Regions from separate parts of the Homo sapiens genome. Here region 2 is linked to region 1. A link is an interaction called in ENCODE POLR2A ChIA-PET data of the cell type or tissue named here. Cell type or tissue: K562. All regions are shown on one strand. Each heading gives the region's core, and the rest is flanking DNA. Links, peaks and the distances in the headings are about the cores only.

The links. ChIA-PET counts read pairs that join two places held together with the same protein. Peaks named below come from ENCODE experiments on the same cell type or tissue, not always from the same donor. Only the 100,000 strongest peaks of a DNase experiment are listed, where the experiment ranks them.
Region 2: POLR2A ChIA-PET joins it to region 1 with 6 read pairs; 2 of 35 experiments call an interaction of 5 or more read pairs at or near these places.

The regions. Positions count from the first base shown.
Region 1 is chr4:152,982,057-152,984,965 of GRCh38, reverse strand. No RefSeq gene overlaps it. Among named protein-coding and RNA genes, the nearest start is that of FHDC1, 47 kb to the right of the region's middle. In K562, for the core only: no CTCF peak of the experiment used is centred there; a DNase peak (open chromatin) is centred at 1,565; H3K27me3 peaks cover 1,837 bases.
Region 2 is chr4:152,271,597-152,274,505 of GRCh38, reverse strand. No RefSeq gene overlaps it. Among named protein-coding and RNA genes, the nearest start is that of FBXW7-AS1, 65 kb to the left of the region's middle. In K562, for the core only: no CTCF peak of the experiment used is centred there; no DNase peak of the experiment used is centred there; H3K27me3 peaks cover 409 bases.

The sequences.
Region 1 (2,909 bases), core at 244-2,743:
AAACAAAACAAAACACTTTTGATGTGATGATGATGATGATGATGATGATAACCAGGAAGCCTCTTCTCATGGCATGCTAAGGTGCAGCTGGCCTTCCCAGGAGGTGACCCCCATGAGGGACAAGTGGCCTTCAGGGCCTACTTGATCAGCCCAGCAACTGAGTTTGGGGCAGTCATTTCACAAGTTCAAGTATCCCAGTGGAAGGGGCTTTGAGGCCTCCAGCCCAGGGAGGTAGGTAGATGTGCAGCTTTGGCATGAACTCATCCTGACCCTGAGGATTTATCTCTGTTGTGTTTTGGAACAACACAGAATAAGATTAATAACACCACTAGGTTCTTATTAGCCTTTTTTAAGCTTAAATGGTCTTGGCAGCCTCAGTTGCTCACCGTGAAGCATGGTGCCCACACTCTGACTGCCTGGTCATTCTCCTCGTCTTACTCCAGCTCATCAAGGTTCCTCCTGAAAGGGAGGTTCCAGGGCTGAGGACAGTGTCCAGTGACCAGGTGGGCCTCATTCTGGTGCTATCGTTCCAGGAACATTGCCAATGCTAGCCACACGGAACCACTGGTTCACAAGTTCCCCCTTCACAACTCCTGGAAGGAATTCCTCCCTGACAAGTGGGAATGATGTTTGACAAGTGGGAATGATATTTGACAAATGGGAATGACGTTTCACCTCCTGCTTGGTCACTAGGACAGCAGGAATGTGGTGAGTAACTGTGTGCAAAGCCACGAGCTTCTTGGAAGACAAGCTCCAGCCAGAGTTCAACCCATTGTGAGCTGGTTGAGAAAAGCAGGGGCTTGAGAAAGAGCTGAGAACAATTAGACACTTTACCCCGCTGCTTATCTAGTGACTCCAGTTCTATTGTATTGGAGTCGATCTTGAACTTGGGAGTAGGAGGCCCTGTGGGGGTGGGGAAGCTGTTCTGCTGCCTCTGTCTCTCAGCAGTGGTGAAGAAGCCTGCCCTGCAGGGAGCCCACCTCTTCCCTCTCCTCCCTGGGGATGAATCAGCTGGTGGGAACCTCTTGTGCCTTGGGAAAGAAGGAAATAAAGCCAATGGGAAGCTGACGGCTCCACTCAGCCATAGCTGAATGGAGGCACTGTTCTTTCTGCTGAGGCAGCTTCCAAAGCTGAATCATCATTTTCTTTTTTTTCTTTTTTTTTTTTTTAGATGGGGTCTCACTAGGTTTCCCAGGCTGGTCTCAGACTCCTGGGCTCCAAGTAGCTAGGATTACAGGCGTGTACCACTGAGCCTGGCTGAACTATCGTTTTCATTCAAATATAGCTCAAACCCTTCTTCAGCACTTGCCTAGGCTAGCAAGACCGTCCCTGAACGTAGCAAGACTGTCCAGATTCTTCCAACAACCTTGTCAGACTGATGAGCAGCCATTGACAGCACGGGAGTGGGAAAATGGTCAATTATTCTATGCTGGCCACTTTGGAAAGAATCAGGCTCAGTCCTTCTTCCGGGGAGGGTTTCCACATCCTAAAATAGGGTGGGAGCCTGTCTTGCCGCATCCCTTCTTCTGCCTGCATTCTGAGTCAGCACCCTGGAGAGCTGCATCCCACCCCCTTCCTGACCGGTGAGGTCAGGGCAGATGCCGGCCGGCCTGCCTGGCCCCAGCACAGAGCAAGAGGGAAGGAACCAAAGCTGCTAGATGGGGCTCCCAAGGCCCAAGTTGAAGTGATCCTCGTGAAGGCTGTGGAAAGCTCCAACACCCATGAAGTCCAGGGAACAGGGTTCCAAAGAATAGCTTTGCTGAAAAAATTCTTACTGGGGTACTCAGACAGGGGTGTGGCATTGTTCAGCACTTGTTAGTAAAATGCTTCACATACACTAAATTATAATCTGTCCAAAGGGCAGCTATGGCAAGATGCTAGTGAAGTGTCACTTCCAATGTTCCCCCAGGAGCCATTGTTATGGAAGCTCTAATGTTGTGTGACTGAGAGCTCCAGACTCTCGGTGGCCATGCATATGACTGCAAGTCTTTATGTTTTAAGATCTAAGTTAGACCAGCTCCCCAGACTCCTTTGAGGCAGCTCTCCTCTTAATCGGATGCTGAGCTCAGAGTAAATGCTTCTGTCTTGCTTGCTCAGAGTGAAACACACCTACATTGCCTGGACAGAGGCTCTAAGAGGGGTCCAGCATGGAGAACAGCTCATTAGCCTGCATGGGAATCGTGGAATTCTTACCAGTCTGCCTTCTTGCCTCTCTCCAGCTTAGTGGGTCTCAACAGCAGAAGGGAAAATGAATCAGTGGAAAATTGCTAAAGTGAAAATCTGGGGGCCCATCAGAAAGATTCTGGCTTGTGAGTCTGGGGTGGGACTAGGAATCACCACCCCCAAGTAATTCTGCTGTGCGCAGGAGCACTCCATGCTGTGAGTGCCACTGGATGCTCCAACACTGTCAAGTCAGGAGCACCGAGGAAAGCTCACCACCTGCAGTGAACATCCCAGCTCTCACCAAGGTGGCTCACTTCCCCAGCTACCAGCTAGCCTTGGCTCATGGGTCCACGGCCCTGGCCACACAGGTGGCCTCCCCACAGCCTCTGCCACCTTCTCATTAGTTGTCTAGCAGGCTAGGCTGAATCCAGCCTCCCTCCCAGAAAATGAAGGCAGAGGATGTGCACCCTTCTGTTGGCCCAGTGTGCTCTCTGTTAGGAAGAACAGCCAAAAGGCAATTGCAGTTATAGAAATGACCCATGTTTCCTGGAGTTGTCCTGGGAGATGGAAACCCCTGTGTCTGCCTCTGCATTCAGCCCCACCTCAAGAGCAGAGAGATCTTTTCTTCTCCAGCAGTGGAGAGTGGACACCACTCCTCCGGTCACCAGTGCCCTGAAGCTGCAGTGCCTTCACCTCCACTTGATGGCAGGAGGTAGAAGAGAAACATTCCCGGCACTCCTGACCTT
Region 2 (2,909 bases), core at 249-2,748, 710 kb after region 1:
AGACAATGTTTTATATGCTGTATTAAGAAGTTCTGATTTAAGGTAACTCCAGGGATGTTGCAGCATGAGTGAGAATGATGGAGGATGTGCAATGCTAATTCTATCTGCAGTGGCTGCTTCTTCCCTAGTTTACCTAAGAGGTAAACACATCTCACCTAGGCAAGGTCTAACTTGTCTTGGAGATGACACAGTCTTAACTTGGATGAAGGAACAGTATTGCCCCTATTAGGAAAGCTTTGTTCTTGCCCTTTTCCTAACATTAGCCCCTGACATTATTGTGCTAAGAAGCATTTGGCTTTTCCTTGAATCTCCTATTGTGTTACATTACAAGAGTCACACATTGACAATCAAATGGCTCTCTCAATGGTACCCAGGAGGGATGGCACCCACTTGGATTATATTCTTTTGGATTCTCCTGATGAAAAAAGAAGGGGGAGACTTCCAGCTTATTCATAACATGTGCTTTGCTTTTGGTTTGTGAGTGAATTATTCCATGAAAGGTATAAGGGTGAACAAGGGCCTGCTTACCACATTATGGAACACCAGAACTCATGGGTAACACATGAGGTTTCACTGAGGTGCACTTAGGATAAATGGAAGGAAATGCCACATCATTCAGCAAAAAATAAACTTTTCAAATTCTTGCCCCAAGGGGCAGAAAAAATTAAAATTATAAATCACCTTCAAAAAGATTATGTTTGTATATAGTTATGATTTTTTTTAACCTGGAAAACCCAAAGGAATTAACTAAAAAGCAATTAGAATTAATAAAGTCATTTCATACAAAATCCAGGTAAAATAAAGCATTACAAAAGTCAATAGTATCCCTGTGTACTTGGATTATTCAGTTAGGAAAAATATAAGAGACAAACAAGCAAAAGTGTCAGGCCTGGCACTGCCTTTGTTCTCCTACCTATTACTCAGATGAAACTGGAGACACTGTGTCCTCAGAAAGGGCTTCCACCCACAGACTTCTTGGACTGCTGAGGGCCCCTCAGGGTATGTTTTCCAGAGAAGCCCATACTTAACTTGTTCGTTGGAATGACCAATTACTGCTTAAGTTTGTATCTTCCCTATTAACCTGAAGGCAAAGACAGAAGGCATATTTCTCATGACTACTAAATTCCTTGTTGAATGAATTAAATAATTAACAGAGCATTATCTAGAAAAACCTCTCTCTAGAGAAATGTGTGTGCCCTATATGAAGAAAAAGTACAGACTTTTTTTTTTTTTTTTTTTTTTGAGACGGAGTCTTGCTCTGTCGCCCAGGCTGGAGTGCAGTGGCGCGATCTCGGCTCACTGCAAGCTCCGCCTCCCGGGTTCACGCCATTCTCCTGCGTCAGCCTCCGGAGTAATTGGGACTACAGGCGCCCACCACCACGCCCGGCTGATTTTTTATATTTTTAGTAGAGACGGGGTTTCACTGTTTTAGCCAGGATGGTCTCGATCTCCTGACCTCGTGATCCGCCCGCCTCAGCCTCCCAAAGTGCTGGGATTACAGGCGTGAGCCACCGTGCTGGGCCAAAAATTACAGACTTTATAAAAGGGAAAAGAAAACCTGAGGAGTAGTGGCCAGGCACCTTGCCCTTAGATCAGACAACTGGGTGTTGAAAAGTTGTTCATTCTGCCCAGATTGATGTATAGACTTGATGCCACGGCAACTAAACTCCTTACAGAAATATTGGGGAAGATATTATAAAATGATTCTGGAAGGAAAAGACCATAAAAGAAAATTCTGGGAAACTAAACTGTGAGTTTCCTATGGGTAGGGCATCTTTTTTCCCTTTAGCTCTAAGTAGGCTCTCACACACAGCTCTGTGTAGCATAGAAACCCCTGCCCATGCCTGCTGTCGCCAAGGGGCAGGCCCTCAAGGGTGGTAGAAAAAAACCAGCAGGAAGTCCCAGGGCAAACCAATCTCTGTTCTTACATTCCAGAAAGGAGTGAGAGCTCAGTGTAGACAGGACCAGGTAAGTTCACGAATGCTGTTTTGGAGTTTGGCTCTCACATGGCTGCTGGGAAGAAACATACAGAGTCTGGGACCTGGACAGGAGGCAACTGGAGCCTGCAGAGTTCTGTGCAGGCCACTCTGTGCTCTCCCATGCCCTTCCCCTAAAGGGGGAAGCTGGAGACACTGTGTCCTTAGAAAGGGCTTCCACCCACAGACTCCCTGGACTGCTGAGGGCCCCTCAGCACTTCTCTGACAGGGTCTTGGTTCCACTATTGTCTTGCCCCTGCTTATTATTATTTATTTATTTAGAGATGGAGTCTCACTCTGTTGCCAGGCTGGAGTGCAGTGGCGTGATCTCGGCTCAGTGCAACCTCAGCCTCCCAGGTTCAAGCAATTCTCCTGCCTCAGCCTCCCGTGTAGCTGGGATTACAGGTGCACACCACCATGCCCGGCTAATTTTTGTATGTTTTTAAGTAGAGTCGGGGTTTCACCATGTAGCCAGGCTGGTCTCAAACTCCTGACCTTGTGATCCGCCCACTTCGGCCTCCCAAAGTACTAGGATTACAGGTATGAGCCACTGCACCCAGCCCCCTGCGTATTATTTCCCTGATCATCGTCTCATTACAGAACATGCAGGGGCAACCTCTCCGGTAGGGGTGTTTCTGTGCCTCGGTTCTCTGGGATCTCTCCAGGAGGGGCTTGCTGACATCTGCAGCTCTTCCAGGCTTCTTGCCCAGCAGCATCTGTAAATCAAGCCCACTTCACTGTGACTGGGGACTCCCCATCTCCCTTCAGTGCGTCTCACTCCTTTGGTTTAGCGGTGGTTTTCAGTACAACGAGTCAAGAAGAACAAAATCATAGGAAGCATTATCAAATCAAGCATTTACATATCTCATACTTGAACCAAAACTCAAGCAATGACATTGTGCTCCTTCCCCTCAAACTTCATTAAATCAAATT